Linked DNA regions of Homo sapiens: all the other regions are linked to region 2. The links are chromatin contacts, found by Hi-C or POLR2A ChIA-PET in ENCODE. All regions are on one chromosome and are shown on one strand. The core of a region is the stretch at or near the end of the contact, and the rest is flanking DNA. Distances in the headings are between cores, read along the strand shown.

The links. Hi-C counts contacts between places; a loop is a spot of excess contacts on that map. ChIA-PET counts read pairs that join two places held with the same protein, here RNA polymerase II (POLR2A). Pooled maps may share reads with other maps.
Region 1: a loop to region 2 is called in a map of CD4-positive, alpha-beta T cell, with 11 times the contacts of the local background. The contact joins the promoter of TSPYL4 here to the promoter of GOPC in region 2. A Hi-C loop is called at or near these places in 2 of 168 maps with a recorded cell type or tissue (CD4-positive, alpha-beta T cell and naive thymus-derived CD4-positive, alpha-beta T cell) and 13 of 50 pooled maps.
Region 3: a map of B cell shows a loop between it and region 2 (27-fold over the local background). The contact joins the promoter of CEP85L here to the promoter of GOPC in region 2. A Hi-C loop is called at or near these places in 3 of 168 maps with a recorded cell type or tissue (B cell and naive thymus-derived CD4-positive, alpha-beta T cell), 3 of 37 single-sample maps with no recorded cell type and 17 of 50 pooled maps. POLR2A ChIA-PET finds 5 or more read pairs at or near these places in 2 of 52 experiments (H1 and activated T-cell).
Region 4: a map of naive thymus-derived CD4-positive, alpha-beta T cell shows a loop between it and region 2 (6-fold over the local background). The contact joins the enhancer-like site here to the promoter of GOPC in region 2. A Hi-C loop is called at or near these places in 2 of 168 maps with a recorded cell type or tissue (both naive thymus-derived CD4-positive, alpha-beta T cell), 3 of 37 single-sample maps with no recorded cell type and 12 of 50 pooled maps. POLR2A ChIA-PET finds 5 or more read pairs at or near these places in 2 of 52 experiments (HEK293T and activated B cell).

Annotation. Positions count from the first base shown.
Region 1 is chr6:116,250,965-116,255,537 of GRCh38, reverse strand. TSPYL4 (TSPY like 4) reads left to right here and starts at 1,463. Exons shown (of 1, transcript NM_021648.5): 1 at 1,463-4,573. The coding sequence starts at 1,530. The coding sequence ends at 2,774. It also overlaps a transcript of DSE not described here. RefSeq lists enhancers at 1,092-1,321, 1,732-1,891.
Region 2 is chr6:117,600,954-117,605,596 of GRCh38, reverse strand. It overlaps GOPC (golgi associated PDZ and coiled-coil motif containing), which reads left to right and starts at 3,086. Exons shown (of 9, transcript NM_020399.4): 1 at 3,086-3,593. The coding sequence starts at 3,309. It also overlaps the pseudogene NEPNP. RefSeq lists enhancers at 2,695-2,984, 3,115-3,204.
Region 3 is chr6:118,650,017-118,655,196 of GRCh38, reverse strand. CEP85L (centrosomal protein 85L) reads left to right here and starts at 3,606. Exons shown (of 13, transcript NM_001042475.3): 1 at 3,606-4,000. The coding sequence starts at 3,928. RefSeq lists silencers at 3,253-3,712, 3,913-4,222.
Region 4 is chr6:118,702,822-118,707,579 of GRCh38, reverse strand. It overlaps a transcript of CEP85L not described here. Among named protein-coding and RNA genes, the nearest start is that of CEP85L, 54 kb to the right of the region's middle. RefSeq lists a silencer at 1,400-1,694. Within about 2 kb of position 1,604, at least 9 of the 41 ENCODE cell types and tissues checked have a DNase peak (open chromatin) inside an H3K27ac peak, as active enhancers do.

The DNA.
Region 1 (4,573 bases), core at 214-2,713, 1.3 Mb after region 2:
TGTGAATCTTGTTTGCATATTTCTTATGGGATAACTGATTAGCTGGCAGGCAGTAAAGAGGTCATTCTGGACACATTGTCCTTGGGTAGGCTGACTAGGCATACAAAAAATCCTGCAAGGCAGGCTGTTTCTCCGTATTGTCTGCCAGTGACCTTTCATCAGTACTTTATCTTAGTTGAACCAGAACTACACTCCTTCCCTCGCTAGAAGTCTCAGTATATATGATGTATTCCTCTAAGAGGAATCCTTTTTCTCTAAATCTGTACTTCTGAGCCTGTATTTGAAAGTGATCATAATCTGGGGGGCTTAAAATGGAGTTTCTTTTACAAAGAGTTATAATCATAACCGTTTATTTGAATATAAATTTGACATTAAACATAAATATGCAAAATTTAAATTTCCCTTTGGTCTTGCATTTTTCTAAGGATTAACACCATTATTCTCACACTCCAACAAACTAATATATTGTACTGATAATCACTATCAAATGAATTGTAAGAGCTAACTGACTCGAATAGACAATAACTAACCTTACTTTTAAAGTATTTTAAGAGACAGTAGCATAGATGCCTGCACATAGCTGATTATTGCTCCTGTGCTGCAGTGAATTACCACATGAACACATTTTGAAAAGATTTGTTAGCTTCATGTCCACAGGCATTATGAAGCAGGAACCACTTTTAGATTAAGATTGTAACCTGAGGAAAAGAACATATGCATCAGTTTAGAAATTAAAATCCCCTGAGATATTTCTTTCAGTAATGCTTAAAAGCCTAAATTTGTGCTCGTGTGCCAGTCACCTCTACGTAAGGAAAAACATTTTGCTACTCTTTGTTAAAAGTGAAGAGGAAATATTGTCCACTTGTTTTGTAGATGTTGGCCAAATTATATAAACTTTAAAATCTGTAAGACAAATTGAAATATTCCTTTATTATGTCTTGTTAGGATGAGAGAAGTTTGCCTTTCAGCTGCTCCTTAATTTTAAAAATAACAACACAGCAACACTTCTCTTTAAAATCAAACTCTGCTCATTTAAATTCTTTGGTAATAGCCATGAATCCACACCTTAAAAGAAGGAAGGCCTGTGAGTTCGTGAATCCACTTTCCTACTCAGGAGAAGCCCTATGAACTGACTTGAATAGACAGTAACTCACCTTAAAGTAAATATTTTCAGAAACAATAGGTTAGGTGCCTTAGAAATTCATTCAGAGGCTTAGAAATCCACATTAACACAGTTCTTACATGCTTGAGTCTGGTCTACATCCATTTACGTAAGTAAAACTCCCCTTCCAGACTGACGAAATTCTTTTTGTGACAAGAAGACAAAGGAATACGATGGATTGATAAGCGTAGTCAACCGCGCAGAGAGTTCTCGCGCGATGTTACGACGCTACCGCCCTGACATCACCAGTTGCCATGGTAGCACCGCCGAGAGTAAAGGAGGGGTGGTGCTAGACGTTTCGGGCAGAGCTCGGCCGCTGCGGAGGACAAGGAACTCTCCCTCTCCCACTAGTCTGACTTCTTCCAAAATGAGCGGCCTGGATGGGGGCAACAAGCTCCCTCTCGCCCAAACCGGCGGCCTGGCTGCTCCCGACCATGCCTCAGGAGATCCGGACCGAGACCAGTGCCAAGGGCTCCGTGAAGAAACCGAGGCGACACAGGTGATGGCGAACACAGGTGGGGGCAGCCTGGAGACCGTTGCGGAGGGGGGTGCATCCCAGGATCCTGTCGACTGTGGCCCCGCGCTCCGCGTCCCAGTTGCCGGGAGTCGCGGCGGTGCAGCGACCAAAGCCGGGCAGGAGGATGCTCCACCTTCTACGAAAGGTCTGGAAGCAGCCTCTGCCGCCGAGGCTGCTGACAGCAGCCAGAAAAATGGCTGTCAGCTTGGAGAGCCCCGTGGCCCTGCTGGGCAGAAGGCTCTAGAAGCCTGTGGCGCAGGGGGCTTGGGGTCTCAGATGATACCGGGGAAGAAGGCCAAGGAAGTGACGACTAAAAAACGCGCCATCTCGGCAGCAGTGGAAAAGGAGGGAGAAGCAGGGGCGGCGATGGAGGAAAAGAAGGTAGTGCAGAAGGAAAAAAAGGTGGCAGGAGGGGTGAAAGAGGAGACACGGCCCAGGGCCCCGAAGATCAATAACTGCATGGACTCACTGGAGGCCATCGATCAAGAGTTGTCAAACGTAAATGCCCAGGCTGACAGGGCCTTCCTTCAGCTTGAGCGCAAGTTTGGCCGCATGCGAAGGCTCCACATGCAGCGCAGAAGTTTCATTATCCAGAATATCCCAGGTTTCTGGGTTACTGCCTTTCGAAACCACCCCCAGCTGTCACCTATGATCAGTGGCCAAGATGAAGACATGCTGAGGTACATGATCAATTTGGAGGTGGAGGAGCTTAAACACCCCAGAGCAGGCTGCAAATTCAAGTTCATCTTTCAGGGCAACCCCTACTTCCGAAATGAGGGGCTTGTCAAGGAATATGAACGCAGATCCTCTGGCCGGGTGGTGTCTCTTTCCACTCCAATCCGCTGGCACCGAGGCCAAGACCCCCAGGCTCATATCCACAGAAACCGGGAAGGGAACACTATCCCTAGTTTCTTCAACTGGTTTTCAGACCACAGCCTTCTAGAATTCGACAGAATTGCAGAGATTATCAAAGGAGAACTGTGGCCCAATCCCCTACAATACTACCTGATGGGTGAAGGGCCCCGTAGAGGAATTCGAGGCCCACCAAGGCAGCCAGTGGAGAGCGCCAGATCCTTCAGGTTCCAGTCTGGCTAATCTCTGTCCTGTGAGAAGCTTCTGCACAAGTTTCCTTACCACCTCCTCTTGGACCTATGCTTGGCCAACAGCATGCAGTCTTCCATCTGCTTTCTCTTCATACTGTGGATTATCTTTTCCTTTGGTTCTAAATCTTCAGTAATCGGTTGCAAGATTGTTGGCTTACCTGCCTGTGCCATTCTTCCTCTGGGCCTTCATGCTTTTCTGCATTGTGTTAACATGTTTCAAGTGCATGGCCTTCTACGGCTTCTATGCCAAGCGTATGATACTATAGATATAGTGTACCATACTGCCTTTCTTTGCATGGCTTGGACCCTATCTGTGACCATGCTCTTCTCCCAATTTAAGTGGTTCTGTACCACAAAGAATCTTGATACATTTTCACAAATAACTGATTGGGCTTCATACTTTATGCTGGCTGTGTCCTGATACCCATGTACTTATGGTAAGCTATTTGGGTATTACCACTGCAAGACAAAACTGATATCTTAACCCGGCCATCAACCCAAATTGGACATTCCAGACTACCACCAACTGGATCCCAGCTGCCTTCCTGGGCTTGTGCCATCCACCCTACTGGTTATCTGATAGAACAAGCTGGTGGCTGATGGGTGACTGCTAGGCGTGACTGAGGTAATAGATGAAAAGTGTTCTATGTTATCACATTGGTTTTCCTGTACCTTTGGTTACTCTACGTCATGACCAGCTGCTGGTGAGTATGAAGCCTGTGCTATAGCCCACCCCTACTCACTCTCACCTTCTGGTTGAACTTTGCTTAGGCCACCATTGTCTGCCTCATCAGGAACTATCTGTAGACGTAGCTCCCAGGGAGCTCACAGCAACACCCCCTACCACCAGGATGGGCAGTAATATGTGACAGAGCCCAAAGCAAGGCTGGAACGCAGTCCCTTCCAGCTTAGTCTTTCTGACTCCTAGCCAACAAACCATCCTTAATGTGAGCAACTTCTTTAGGCATTTCCTCTTTTCCCCGCCTGCACCCACTCTGAACATGACAAAAGTTGCCAGAGTTGGGGCATTGAGGAAGAGATATTTCTGGAATGTGAGACTTGTTATGCCTCTGTCTCTTTCTCTCCCTCCTCCTCCCCTCTCCCTCCCCCTCTCCCTCCCATCCCTTTTCTTCCCTTTCACTCTGAAGCAGTTTTAGCTTATTAACAGAAAACAAAACTGGCAAAGCAGGCTTTTTGTTTAATTTGCTCTTTCCCTGATTGTGTTCAGAGAGAAAGGTTATGATTAAATGGGCTCCAGATCTCTTATTGCCCTTATTCCTCCACCCCACTTCTTTTAGCAAGGTCTGAAAGTTTCAAAGGGAGACCTATAGGTTAATTGTTTAGTTATAGGCAGTGTTAAATTAGGCAGATTTTGACATATTTATCTTTTTACCCCATCCATTCTACCAAAACCTGTGTATTTCTTGAGTTTTTAGTTTGAGAAGCTGGAAAGAGAGAGAAGGGCCTCACAGTGATGGGTTCAGGACGGGTCAAAGGCAAAGGCCTTTGTGATGTGAGCAAAGGCAACCAAAACTTAGCCTCACTCCACTTTTCTAAAGATGGAAATTCTTTTTTGGGCCTTGGACTGCTTCTAGGGTAGCATTTTGTAGGTCACTCTTCTCCTTTGTACTATTTTGTTTCTGCCCTGATGTCCCTTGGGTCTCCATCCTACTGCCTGGCTTTCTTGGCCCTCATTTCTCAGCTTCTGCATTTCCTTCCCTGCTCCTAACAAATGAAGAAGCAGGCTGCAGCCTGCATTGTGGAAGATCTCCAGCCTCCTTGTAGGGGATA
Region 2 (4,643 bases), core at 1,837-4,336:
AAAATCACATAAGCATGATTCATAAAACAGTTATTGGAAGCTTCTGCCAATCCAACTGCAAATAGAAGTATCAAGACTTTAATATCTGTGGAAAAACAAATCGCTCAAGTATTGACATTACATGCAATCTCCAATTCCAGAGTAGGTAAGGATAAGGCAGTAAGTGTAGATAGAGTACACCGACAACAGATGGCAGCACTTGAACATCAAGCCCCGATGATAAGCCCTCCTTTTCACATCCATGTTCTGCTGTGACTTGCAGATTTGCATAACCTCAATCCAGGTGGGCAAAAGATTATGTCTACATACTACAGTAATGAGAAGGGACAACATGACATGAAACTCGTCTGAGACACAGATGAGTCTATGACTTGTTGAAGTTGTAAAGGTAATAGATACGAAGCTGGGTTCTGCAATCTCGAAAATGGGGGTACCCACAAACCATTAGAGCACTGGAAACATATAAACACTTAAAATGTCACTCAGCTGCACCCACACAATGTAGCTGGAAGTTGATTTTTTAAAGAAATGAAATTTATACTCAAGTGTGGTTCATATAAATTAGAGTTACAAGTAATAGAAAATGAGTTATTACAATTTTTGGTAATGGTTCTTATATGTTAATAGATTTGTATATGGTTTCTAACTAGGAAGAAATTAAAAAGAACTTTTGGAACTTACTTGCTAGTTTATTATACTGCTAACTTTTACAAGAAGAAATAGATTCCTTCATTCTTCTGTATTACATGGTTAACAGCAACAACTTAGGAGAAAAAGACACCTAGATTGATATACTACCTCAATCTCTTTCTAGTTTTGTGACCTTACCAAGACACTTAAGCTGTCTGTGACTTTAGCTGTTAAAAAGTGATTACTGGGTGTGGTGGCTCACACCTGTAATCCCAGCACTTTTGGAGGCCTAAGCAGGAGGATTGTTTGAGTCCAGGAGTTCCAGACCAGCCTGGTCAACAAAGTGAGGCTGCAGTGAGCTGTGATCGTGCCACTGCACTGCAGCATGGGCGACAGAGCAAGATCCTGTCTCAACAACAACAATAAAAGACGTGATCATACCTACCTCATAGGATTTTGTAAGGATCAAAGAATTAAAGAAAATAGCATAATGCCTAACACATAGTAAGGACTCAATAATTGAAAGCTATTATAATTGTGGTTCGATGTATTCTCCCCCTGCCCTGCTAATTTTAAATTATTTACTTCGCGTTCCTGAAAATGCATTGCTAACTGTATTATGTGTAGATAAAGTGGCTGGGAGCTTGATAGCTGTAGCAATGTTTTTGCAAATATTGTAGATGAAAATAAAGCTAATTTTGGAAGGGAATGGGGAAAGATGTAAATTTTAGTTTTACATTATTTATTGTGTACTAAAACCTGTATGAAGGTCCCTACTTAAGTCTAAGGTCAGGATCTCATGATCCATTTTGATTAGCTAAGTTTGCTCAAGCCAAAGGACTTTATTGCTTCATGCTAACCAGTCTGCCATGCAGTACAAAGACTGCAATAATAAAATTGTGATTTCTTGCTCCTCAGTTGCCTTGCATCAGCGAAGGGCACACAATGCAGGCTTTGGGTTGTGATTAACCGTAAGGGTCTGCCCCAAGAACAGATAACAGCAGACTGCACTCAGCTAAATATGCTTCTAGGTAATGCAGGAGTTTCCACCAGCCTACTCTAATCACACAGGTTTCTCTTTCCCTTTCTAGGACTGTCTACCCTTGAACTGGAAGTAGGCAGAATGTAAAGAGAGGAGTTGCTGGATACTTTTAAAGGCACTGAAAAATTCAAGTTAAAGTTATAGTTGAGGGGTAGTAGCCTCACTAGCCTATCTTGAGTAAGGGTCATGTCTCATTCATTTTTGTGTCTTCAATGTCGCAACAGAGCTCTGCATTCAATATATTTGTAAATATATGAATTCACAATTTTGATTTTCTGAAATGTCACGTGTGAGGACACTACCAGTTTTCAAATAAATACACCTTTTAAAGTACAGTTATGTGCCAAATAACAAGGCTTCAGCAATGAATGGATCGCATAAACTATGGTGATCCTATAAGAGTATATGACTGTACCTTTTCTATGTTTAGATATGTTTAAGTACACAAATAGTTACCACTGTGTTATAATCGCCTACCGTATCCAGAATGGCAACATGCTGTACAGGTTTACAGCCTAAGAGCAATAGGCTACATCATATAGCCTGGGTGTGTAGTAGGCTATACTATCTAGGTTTGTGTTTAAATACACTCTAGGATGTTCCCTAAGGGATGATTAACCTAAGGACACATTCCTAAGAACATATCCCCATCTTAAGTGAAGCACTACTGTAGTTGCTTTTGAAATGTGTGACCTATGGTGTATTAAGAGGAATACCGTGTGCCAAGAAGTGACGCTAAGCGTTTTACCTTACAACTGAGTTAAGTAAAATTTGGAAACTTGGTTTCGAGGTTAATACATGAAAGGCGACACAGGTAGTATGTGACAGAGGGTAAGAATTGAATCCAGGTCTACCTGACTCTTAATCACAAGACAAAAAGTCTTCTATTAATTCCGCAAAATCTGGTCAGCCGCTTCAATGCGCAGCTTTAGGCAGTCCACACCTGGAATTTGGGGTCTGGTTTACCAAGAACAGCCAGTGTGTACACCCACTCCATCCTATCCAGGAACTGGAATCGAGAAGGTAAAAACGTGGCTATTGCGCATGCTCACACCGCCCTTCCTTGCTCTCCCCTCCCTGACCCTAGATGCCACCGCAGCAACTTTCTGGGAGGATTTTGGAACGGCTCCCGCCAACTGTTAAGTCAAACCGGCGGAAATCCTTCCTTTCTGCGACGTGGACACCTTTCTCATCCTCGGGCCTTTCCAACCAGGGTGCAGAAACCACGCGCCTCCGTTTCTCAGGGATTCAAGCCGTAGTTTGCCAGTTGTTAATATGGCCGCTGACAGGCCGCTCCCAAGCTGAGGCCTTTCATAGGCCAAGATCGCATCCTGTCCCCGCCTATTTTGTCCCTCGTGGCTGCGTCCGCCCAGCTCTTCGCTACGCATGCGCAGCGGGGGCAGGCTGGGAGGTGGGACTGACTGAGTCTTCCGTGTGTCGCCGCCGTTGCCGCCTCAGCTTCAGCCTCGTTACTCCTGCGGTTCTGTGACTGTGCTGCTGGCGTTAACGGCGCGAGGTGAAGGGAGGTGACGGAGTGTGCCCGCGCGCGCGGGGGTCCCCTCAGTCCCAGCAGTTCCCTTCGTGCGCGGGGGGCGGCGAGGGTCTTCAGCAGTCGGGAGAGGCCCTTGACGGCGCCATGTCGGCGGGCGGTCCATGCCCAGCAGCAGCCGGAGGGGGCCCAGGGGGCGCCTCCTGCTCCGTGGGGGCCCCTGGCGGGGTATCCATGTTCCGGTGGCTGGAGGTGCTGGAGAAGGAGTTCGACAAAGCTTTTGTGGATGTGGATCTGCTCCTGGGAGAGATCGATCCAGACCAAGCGGACATCACTTATGAGGGGCGACAGAAGATGACCAGCCTGAGCTCCTGCTTTGCACAGCTTTGCCACAAAGCCCAGTCTGTGTCTCAAATCAACCACAAGCTGGAGGTGAGCCGTGGGTGCTGGCGGCTATGGCATCCAACCCCAGGCTGCCCGGTGGCGTCAGATGCCATTTAACGCTCCAGTGAAACGACCCTAGAAAACTGCCCACCGGGGCTTCAAATGTGATGGGAGAGTGCATGTCTGAGGAGTGAGGTGAGGGTGGGGGACAAAAAGGGCCCTAGACCGACGTGTGAGTTCCCGGGGTACTGTCGTCCACCTTCCTAGTATCTCTCTGAGGAGGAAACTAATTACATACACCAGCCTCCATTGCACATGTTACATTAACAAACCTAACAAAGATTCTCTGTCATGAAAATACCGTAGGCCACCTTTTGACAACTGAGTTTTGCAGATCTGCTTTCACATTGATAAACCGAATTTGTATATGTTAAGACAGATACAGCACTGATTATTTTCATTTTAATTATTCCAGGTCAGCGCCTATGATTGCATACAGAGACATGCATAAACTATTTAGGGGAATCTGATCAAAGCTCTTAGGAAAATTTCGTGGTGCATAACGATAGTATCACTGTCTCGGTTTACATCCATAGTTGGTTGTTAAATTACAGGCAGATACCTCCAGAGAGCTCCCTGCAATTATTGAAATTACTTCTGACCTTGAGTTTTTATATGCTTGTACATTACTGTGTAATTTTCCAAAGTCTGGATTTATTTTTGAGAGAGTGTAAAGAATCATTTGCTTTAATCTCTGATCCTGGGTGTGGGTGAGGGTGGAGTGGCTGTGGTTCAAAAAAACAAAAATATCATATTGTGCAGAAAATTTAAAAAGGACATTATTAAAATATTTAGAAATCAAGATAGATTAACATTATTGCATAAAGAGTACTTTCTAACTAGGCAATTTAAGAGAATGGGTCTTTCTTTTCAAAAAGTGTAATAGATAAAAATGGGATAATCAGTGATGTGCAAAACTCTGAACATGCTTTCCTAAGAAATCATCATTACTCGTTGTCATTGACAGTGCCCATTATATCTATATCAATATGAATGTCAGTTAAACATCCTCTCCTTGCCTAGTGGTCAGCATTCTTT
Region 3 (5,180 bases), core at 2,357-4,856, 1.0 Mb before region 2:
GTCCTTGTCTTGGCCTCGCCATACCACCTAGCTACCTCTCCCTAATTTTCCTTCCTTTATTTTGGTAGCACTGGGTAGGAAATCACAGCCTAGAATGAAGGTTTCTATGAACTTGGCTCCCAAAAATTTGGTATATATTTGTTAAGAGTGTACTATTTCACCATAATTCCTGGACTAATTAGTAACCCCAAAGGGTCAGGAAAAGATCCCAGTCACTACTTTATTCTGATACATGTATATAAATTATCATCTACAACTGACCTGGCCTATACCAATGAATGTTATTTTTTCTTGGTGAGCTATAACAGTTACATTTCTAAATTGTATGTTTGTCTGTATTACCAATATAGGATGTACACATACACTGTTCTAACTATTTTACAAAGATTAACATGTTTAAACCCCACAGCAATCCTGTGAGGCAGTTATCATTATAATCCCCAATTTACAGGTAAGGGAATTGAGGCACAGGTTAAGTAACCTATTTGTTTTCCATTCACCTATTTGAATTCTACCTGCCAGGGATCCAATTAAGATAGTCAAATCCATCTTCAAAAGAAAGAGTGTTTTTTTAAATTATAAATGATTTTTGGGATTACAACAATCCACAAATAATTGGATAACTTGTCACCTTTGTGATCTGGAAGAGGTTGTATAGCATGGTCCTTGATACACACTTGATATACAAGAATTGTCTAGTCCTTGGAATCTTTTAGAATTCATTCATAAATCTCTTTCTATGTAGTAGCAATAGTTCTTTAGGAACTATTTCAATTGTTATTGGTTGGTTTACTTTTCCTACATATTGTTGGGTTCTTTTGCTATTTATATATTTTATATTTTTGTAAATATAAAGCTCTCTTGAGCTTTCCTCATATTATGCATGGGGTTTCCTTCTCATTTTATTTATTTTTTAGAGGCAGGGTTTTGCTCTGTTGCCCAGGCTTGAGTGCGGTGGCACAATCATTACAGCTCACTACAGCCTCCAACTCCTGGGCTTAAGTGATTCTCCTGCCTTGGTCTCTCAAAGCACTGGATTACAGGCATGAGTGACTGCACCTGGCTCTTCTAATTTAAAAATATCACTTTTATTCATTGTCATATCCCTCTTCAGTTCTGTAGATGATGTTTGCACAATCTGATAAATTTGAATCAGAAAAACACATGTAAGATAGCTCAACTTAATCAGTTCAAAGATTTATATACAAATTTAAGAATTATAAATGCAACACTTATTTTTCAGTTTTAAATAATGTCTTTTTTTGAAATGAGACATTTTAAACAAATAGTTTAATATAGTTTGGTATTAAATGTGGCATTTTTAGTACTATTTTCTTCTTTTGTGATCTAGTTTATATTCTTAAAAAGTCCCCTCCCAAAACATTAAATATCCTAATTTCATCTGAGCAATGATACTTATACACACACACACACACACACACACACATACACAGAGTCACTATTTTCATTACTTATATCTGCACAGAACAACTGCCAAGATTGAGGTTTATTGAGGTTCAACGATAACTGTCTTTGCTTTTAAAATTCTCCTTGTAGTCCTAACACACTGTCACAACAAAACAAAAATATGGCAGTTTACCACATGGGGTTTAGTAATGGTTAGATAGTCCTTAGGTTCTCCAACTTGTGTTATGATAAATTTTAATCATTCTGAAAACCATGGCTGTATCATACCATGTACATATCATCCATGTATCATGGATTTGGGGGGAAGCATTAGTTCAGTATATACTCAGAATTCATATGATTAAAAGAAATGGATACTTTAGCAACATAATATTCTCACTTAGTATTTCAATTAGTTCTAATTGCATTAGCCCTCTATCCTCCCAAGTTTAATTACTAGGGACACAAAAATTTCATATTTGGTGCCAAGTGCCAAAAGAGCAACATGTTTTTACTGTTTGCTTTTACTCTGTAATAGATATTGAAATATTTTAGATACTTTCACCTTCGCATGTACTTTTTTTGTGTGTAGTAGCATGCCCTTTATATTGATAAAAAGATGTAGAAAACCCGAGTAAACGATTTTCTTTAAACACTGTTTAGAATTAGGAAATTGGCAGTTTTGAAATAATAAGTGTATTTTAAACTCGCAAAGGCCAAGATATTTCTGTAATATTTTATACACTTCTTAGAACTGCATCACAAATGAATTTCAAAAATTCTGTTCCTGAGACTGTGGTAACTACAAAGCATGAAAAAAAAATCTATACATAGTGCTATAGCTTCTGCTAATTTTCTTTTTGGGACTTAAAAAAATCTATCCTCTTCAAGTGTTAGATAAAACGAGCTAGTGCACATTAAAATAATAAAAAGGAACCAATCACATTCGTCTTTCATGTTTCTGTATCTTTTTATCATCAGAAACAGCTGACCCTTGGCTAACATTACATGATTTGGAGAAATAATTGGAAGTCTACCACAGGGAGACTAAATGTAAAACTCCAATCAGATAAATTACAACACGGATGTGGTAAGTGATAGAACACACACCTAAATCTAATTTAACTTCCAAGAATTTTAAGTAGTATTTCCCAATTAAAATGTCTTTAAGGGAAAAATGCAAATATGAGGCCTTTGTTAGCAAGATTCCAGAACAGGAAAAGCGGAACTCAAAGCCTCTCTAGTTAAGCGACCTGCGTTCCGACTTACCTCTGAGTGATGGGCCTACTGCAGAGCCCGCCTCCCACCACAGTGCTGGCCCAGAATTTTTTATACGAACTAGTTCGTAACTAAACGTTGGAAGCATCACCATATTGCCAGTGAGAAGTAAGATTTAAAAATAAAACGATGCTGTCCCTTTTCGCCCTTCCTTAGGACGTCTCCTCCTGCACTAAGGGTTCAGGTGAAGGGTGGAAACTGGCCAAGAAGAGGAAGAACGTGAAGGAGTAGGGGGCAAGGAGGAAAGGGCTCCCTTTACAGACTTTGGTGCCATTTTTACTTTCTGCTTGCTAATCTGAAACGTTGTGCGATTACAATGACGGCCCCTCTCCCCCTCGGGTACTAATTACCCCCGGGCCTTTTCCGGTGCACATCCCGGTGCTATATTCTGGTGCCTGTGTTGCCCCCACGCCCCCATTAAATTAGTAAAGGAAAACCACCCCTTTTCTGCCCCTAAAGTAATCTATAAACGAAGGAATACAGATGAGGATTTAAATCCCAATCCTAATTCCAAGGGAGGCTGGAAGCCCCCTCAGCCGCGCCCTGGCTTGGCTTTTTCATCTCGAGCGGTTGTGACGCCAGGGGCAGGTCTTCCACGTGTCTTCACAGAGGTGCCCGGAGGGAGGGCGTGAGGGATTACCCAAGGGAGGGGCGAGTATCGCAAAATAGGCCAAGTCGCTGCCCTCTACTCAACTCGCAGGGCGGGAGGATGGAGACAGAGGGATGCGGCGGGAGGGCGGGACAGCCCAGTCGCCGCCAAGGAGGCGAAGCGGGGTCGGGGTAGCTCACCCGCCCCCCGCAGTCCCCGCCCCCCGCAGTCCCCGCCCCGCGCGGCGCCGCGCACGCCTGAAGTCATTGCCCGAGGCCCCGCCCCCTCGCGGCCCCAGCCCCGGCTCTGGCTCTGCCGGCGGAGGGGGCGGAGAGAACCCGCAGCTGCAACTTCGCCTGGAGCCTTTGAGCCTGGGCTCAGCCGGGGATCTAGCAGCCGTCACCGCCGAGTCGCCGCTTCCCCGGCGCGGGCCTCAGCCCAGCCGGCTTGGCCATGGCAGGCGCCGGCAGTGCGGCGAATCTGGCCCCTGCGCTCCCCGCCCGTAGCTGAGCAGCCGTTAACCAGCCATCCCGCCTTTCCTCCTGCCCGTGTCGCCGAGGCCCACGCTCCGCGCAAGTTTCCGCCGCCGAAGAAGCAGGAGGACGGACGTGAGGAGTCGGGCGTCCCTGGCCCACCCGGCCCTCTCGCCCGCGATGTGGGGGCGCTTCCTGGCTCCGGAGGCCAGCGGCCGGGATAGCCCCGGCGGAGCCCGCAGCTTCCCTGCCGGTAAGGAACGGGACAGCGCCCCGGCTGGGGTGGGGGTCACGGCCGACCGCGGCGCCTCGGGACCTCGCCGCCGCTCCCCTCCCGCCTCAGGCCTGTCTTACCCCGGCCGCCTCCCCGACGCCGCCGCGTGCCCAGTGTCCTCCCCGCTGTCAGCACCCGGGCTGACATATGGCTTGCCGCGTCCCAGGCGCATCAGCCCCGCATCCCGTCGTCCCCGCCGCTCCTCCTTGGGCTGCAGCCCCAGCGCCCCCAACTTCCAGCTCGCTTGGGCCCCCGCGGGTTGGGCTTTATTGTCTGCCCGGTTTTTTCCTTTTACTCGTGGGGTGTGTGACCTGCGTGATAACGGGGCTTGCCCGTTTGCTCGCGGGGACCCGGGCGGGAAGGTCGCTGCGACAGTGCTGCGGCGGCGGCCCGGGCGCGTCTCGGAGGGGCCGCAGTTCCGCGCCCTCCCGACTTCTGGTAGGCGCAGGCTGGGGTTGGCTGTGCCCACGCCCGCAGCCGCTACTTTTAGGGCGCGTTTTCGGGAGGGAGGATGCTGCCAGAGATGCGGCCGCTCTCAGCCACCCCCAAGGGAACTTCAGCCCCTCGGAGGAACCTGGTCGCCGCCCCGCAGCCCCTGCGGCGTAAGAGGAGGGCGCGTCCTGCAGTAGCCAATGGACCATTGAGCAACCGGGTTACGAATCCGTTTGGCTTTCCGTGGCCCCTTCAAGGAAAATTAGGGGTTTGCTGCATTCCGTATCTGAAGGGGTCTGTTTGTATCGGACAGCCATTTCATGCTTGCGTCGCTCAGAAGTTGTGTAGGAGCCACAAAATTAGGATAAATCCTCCCCTAACTTGGGATAAAAAATAAGTCTTGGGTTGCCTGTGATATGTTCTCTAAAGATGATGGTCTTTCCAGGCACTTTTAATCTTGAGTTTTGAGGCCTTTTGAGAAACTGAGTTATATGGACATTCTGCGCAGAAAAAACAATGCCATATATACATACGCAAAATTTTCCCTACAATTTTAGCTGTTTCTGGGACTCCTGTTAAGTAACCTTGCTCCACAAAGTGTTTGAGCTCGACTTGTGTAACTTAGAGATATTTTTGCATACATTTCCAAAGCTGTTATTTACAAAACAAAAAAGCAGAAGCAGCATTTGGAAAGGGGTCTTTTGATGGTAATATTTTCTGCTATTTA
Region 4 (4,758 bases), core at 355-2,854, 1.1 Mb before region 2:
GAAGTTTAATAAAAAGGAAGTAGTTTAGTAAGTGTTGGTGCTTCCTCACTGTAGAATTGAATGAGGAGCTAAAAAGAATGAGGTAAGGCCAGGTGCAGTGGCTCATGGCTATAATCCCAGCACTTTGGGAGGCCGAGGCGGGAGGATTGCTTGAGCCCAGGAGTTTCATTCCATCCTGGGCAACATGGCAAAATTTTATCTCTACAAAAAATACAAAAATTAGCTGGGCATGGTGGCACACACCTGTAGTCCCAGCTACTGGGGAGGCTGAGGTGGTGAGAGGATCATCTGAGCCTGGGAAGTTGAGGCTGCAATGAGCTGAGGCTCCAATGAGCTCAGTCTGGGTGACAGAGTAAGAGCCTGTCTCAAAAAAGAAAAAAAAAAAAAAAGCAGATGAGGAGGAATATGAGAAGGAAACCCAGGAGGACTGCTGGGACCAGCCTGGAGGGACCAGTACTTGGGGTCACAGAGTTGGAATGGCATCCATGGCAGAGTTGTGATCTCTCTCCAGGAGAGATAGCCTGGGCTCAGACAGGGAGATATGAAGATGAACTCATTGAAGTTTGGGGATTTGCCAGGCCAATGAGGGGCAAGGGAACTGAGATACTGAAGAGAATGGTTAAAGGGATGGCTCATGAGAGCTCCATGGGGTAGGGAAGCAGTGAAGTGAAGAGGACACTAATAGGGAAAGAATTCCAGGACTGGAATCACAAAGCGAGAGTCTTTTTGGGGTGTGGGAAGAGTAGCTAAGCGAGAAGTGGAAGAGGAGGGGATTGTGATTGGAGAGAAAAGTTCCCTATAAGACTAGACCACATTGATGAGGAGGACGGAAAGGAAAAAAGGAATTAGATGTTCAAAAATGTAAGAAAAGAAAATATGACATGGTGGCGTTTCCTGATATCTCAAGTTGAGAAAAGAAAGTTAAAAGAGAAGTGAATACTGGAAGACAGTGAAGGTTTTGTATAATTTAAAGTAAGTGGCACATAAAATAAAAATTCCAGGAGGTTCAAATGTATGTTTCATCAGTTGAGGTTACCCTAAGATAAAAGTTGAAATTATGTTAAAACTTTCTGAAACTCTCAGAAGACCTAACATCTCAAAGGGGCTAGATTCTAGAAAGAAAAAGCTTGCCAATTCCAGTTCTGGCTAGGCATTCTTAGAATACCTTAGAGTAGGTTTTAGTCTTACAGGGTTTCTGCTTTCAGAATATCAACAGGTCTTGACAAATAAAGCTTTTGAAATTTCCCTCTACTGAAATGCTCCATCTGCATTTCAGGATAGTGATGGAAATGCATCAGCTTCATTTCTGGCACTTTGATTGATGAACTTAGACTTCAATATGAAGAAAACCACTGTTCTTCTATCTAGAAAATGAAACTAAAAATAATCCCCTTGTCAGAGTGTCTGTGTTCTGTGGTTAAATTTAAGGCAACTTATTGAGTATTCATTACATGCTGGATACGAGCCCTTCCCTGACAGAGAGCACAGAGCACTACCAGAGGAGCTGGGACACACACCTACATAGACGGCCGTGATACTTCTTAAGAAGCAGCTCCCAAATCTACCCAATTAGCACAGTGCTCACTGTGGGCAAAAAGCTGAGAGCAACAATGTGGGGGCGGGCTTAGCAGGAAAGGCCTCCCAGGCATTGCATAAATGCAAGAGGTCAGAGAAAGAATTCACACCAGGCAAGGAAATTATTTATGGTATTGCAAGGGTGAAAAGATTTTTTTTCAAATCTCCTGGTATCTCTGTTACTCTGCCCTAGTGTTTGGACATATGGAGTTACCATTCCCATTAAATTATTAAAATGTGCCAGAAGACTTGGAATCCCTCAAGAGCATATTGTGAGAAGGGCTCACACACCTCCAATTATGCCTTTGGCACAAGTGCCATGTCAGATTGATGTCTGGAAAAGGATTGAGATTTGGAAAACCACATAATGATTTCTTGTATTGTTTTATCCTTCATTTTGTGCAAATCACACTTACCATGCCATTAGTAGCTTCCTCACAACTCAACAATGTTAAGAGGGACTTGCTAGCTAACTTGATCCCTAATGGAAACCTTTTACTAGGGAGGGCTGGATTTGGTTCCGGGGTCAAGGCAAACACCCTTCAATGAGCCCATGCCATGCCTTGTAACTATATTTTAAACATTTTCATTGTTCCTTCTGCAGAAATTATATCTCTTCCTCCCTTCTGCAAATTGTCCAAGCCCAAAAAGATATTTTGTGCTTATTTAGTGTTATCTCACAGTCTGGGGCAAATTATCAATAAAACAAGAAGCCAAAATCTAATAAGAAAAGGCAGGATATGAGAGGGTATGCATCTCTGCTGCATGAAGAGAAGACAGCAGCACCTCTCGTTTTCTTTTAGAGACTGTTCGGCCCCATGAGTTTATTAAAACAGAAGAAATAAGTTGAAAATGGAAAAGGGTGTGTGTGGGTGATGTGGTTACTTAGCAACAGGGAAGCTTCCGGCTGATGTTCTGAATTGAACAAAGAAAAACAGGACAGCAGGGAATAAAGGAATGGGGAAAAAATGAAAGGGAGTAAAACAGATGTGGTTGGGAGAGAGGGCTAAGAAGGGGTGAAAAATAAAAGTCAGGGAAAAAGCATGAACAGAAATGTGGTAAATACTTAGAAACAGGAAGCCTGTGAATTTTTAAAAATGGAAAAAAAAGCCACTGAAAGAAAGGTGAAAATAGCCAGAAGGGTAAGAAAACATCTGCAGTGGAAGCTGCTAGGCAAATGGAGGAATAAAATGCCCCAGCGCCATGAACTCTTAGCTTAAAACTAGGCTCTTTTGGCCAGGCGTGGTGGCTCAAGCCTGTAATCCCAGCACTGTGGGAGGCCGAGGCAGGAGGATCACTTGAAGTCAGGAGTTTGAGACCAGCCTGGCCAACGTGGTGAAACCCTGTCTCTACTAAAAATACAAAAATTAGCCGGGCATGGTGGCGGGTGCCTGCAATCCCAGCTACTCGGAAGGCTGAGGCAGGACAATCACTTGAAAACCCAGGAGGCGGAGGATGCAGTGAGCAGAGATCAAGCCACTGCACTCCAACCTGGGCGACAGTGCAAGACTTTGTCTCAAAACAAAAAAGCAAAACAAAACAGAACACTAGGCTGTTTTGTGGTGTGTGAGGTCACACCAGGGTGCACCTGAGGCAAGGGGCCCAGAACAAACCCCAGGCCACCAGTCTGTTGAGTCCACTCAGAAAATGAGCCAGTGGGCAGGGTAGCTCCAGGGATATTTTTATAACATTTTATTATAGGCATGAACCCTTAGAATGACCCTAAAATAACATGCCCCCAAAGGGAAATTCCAAAAGAATTGGATGTTAGTCAAGAAAACTTCTAATTTCATCTTTGATTCCTCCAAAGAGTTTGGTATAATGTCATAGCCCAGAGTAGGTCAATAATTACAGATAGGTATGCCTTTTCCCAGTGACTTTGTCATGCCAGTTACATGATATCTGGTAGGCATGTGTGTGCTTATTTATATTACATGGCAGGTATAGTTTGCTTCTATATTTGTCTCTTAAAAGGGCTACCATGTTTCCTAGCCCATCCTCTATATTTTTTGATCATTCACATATGCGTATAAAAAATTTTTGAGCATTTGCTCAACAGAGATACATTTTTATTCATGAATTATATACATGTATTATCTAATAATACATGGGTCATTAGAATATGATGTACATATTAATAATGAGATACAGATAACATTAAATATATTTTTAAAATTTTAATTGGTTAAGGATTTTATTTTATTAATGGAGCTTTCACCTCCCCAACTTCACTTTCATTTCCCCACACAACCCTCACCCAAAAGTACCTACCAGATATAATACAAGAGCATATGGTAGGGGCTCATAAAGCGTTTGCAGTAAACAGGAGAGGAATAGCATTTTCCCAGTCCCTGCTCTGAGCCATCGCATTATATTTTACAGGGATGCGTGAAGTTACATACTTATATTTCACTCCCATAGAGATTATATGCTATTTTTGTTTTTCTGCATATAAAATAGGACTGAGTTTTTAAGTTATTCCTCTTTGAAAAAGTTATCTGGTGGGGCACGGTGGCCTATGCCTGTAGTTCCAGCACTTTGGGAGGCTGGGTGGGAGGCTCACTTGAGGCTAAGAGTTCAAAAAGCTTTTATCTATAATGTTTGATTTCTAATTAAGTATGGTTGAATAACAACACACTTCAAATCCCAGTAAAATGATAGAACATGAATCCTTATGAAAGGGTTGGTATATCAGTTATTTATTACTGCATAAAGACTACCTCAAAACTTAGTGGCTTAAAATAACGATTTATTTGCTCAAAAAAGACAAAAAGAAAGAAAAAATAAGCAAACAAACAAATAAATAAAATAAAGAAAGAACTACAGAAATAGTAATCCCCCCCACCAAAAGACTGATTTATTTGTTTTGCTAGGTTCTCTTGAGGTCTTATTCAGAAGTCACAAATCGTCACTTCTGCAGCATTCTATTGGTCAAAGCAAGTTATAAGGACAGCTTGAATTTAAGGGGTGGTAAAATGAACTCTAGCTCTTTTTTTTTTTTTTTTTTTTGAGACAGAGTCTCTCTTTGTCGCCCAGGCTGGAGTGCAATGGAGCCATCTCGGCTCACTGCAAGCTCCGCCTCCCAGGTTCATGCCATTCTCCTGCCTCAGCCTCCCGAGTAGCTGGGACTACAGGCGCCCGCCACCAAGCCCGGCTTATTTTTTGTATTTTTAGTAGTGACGG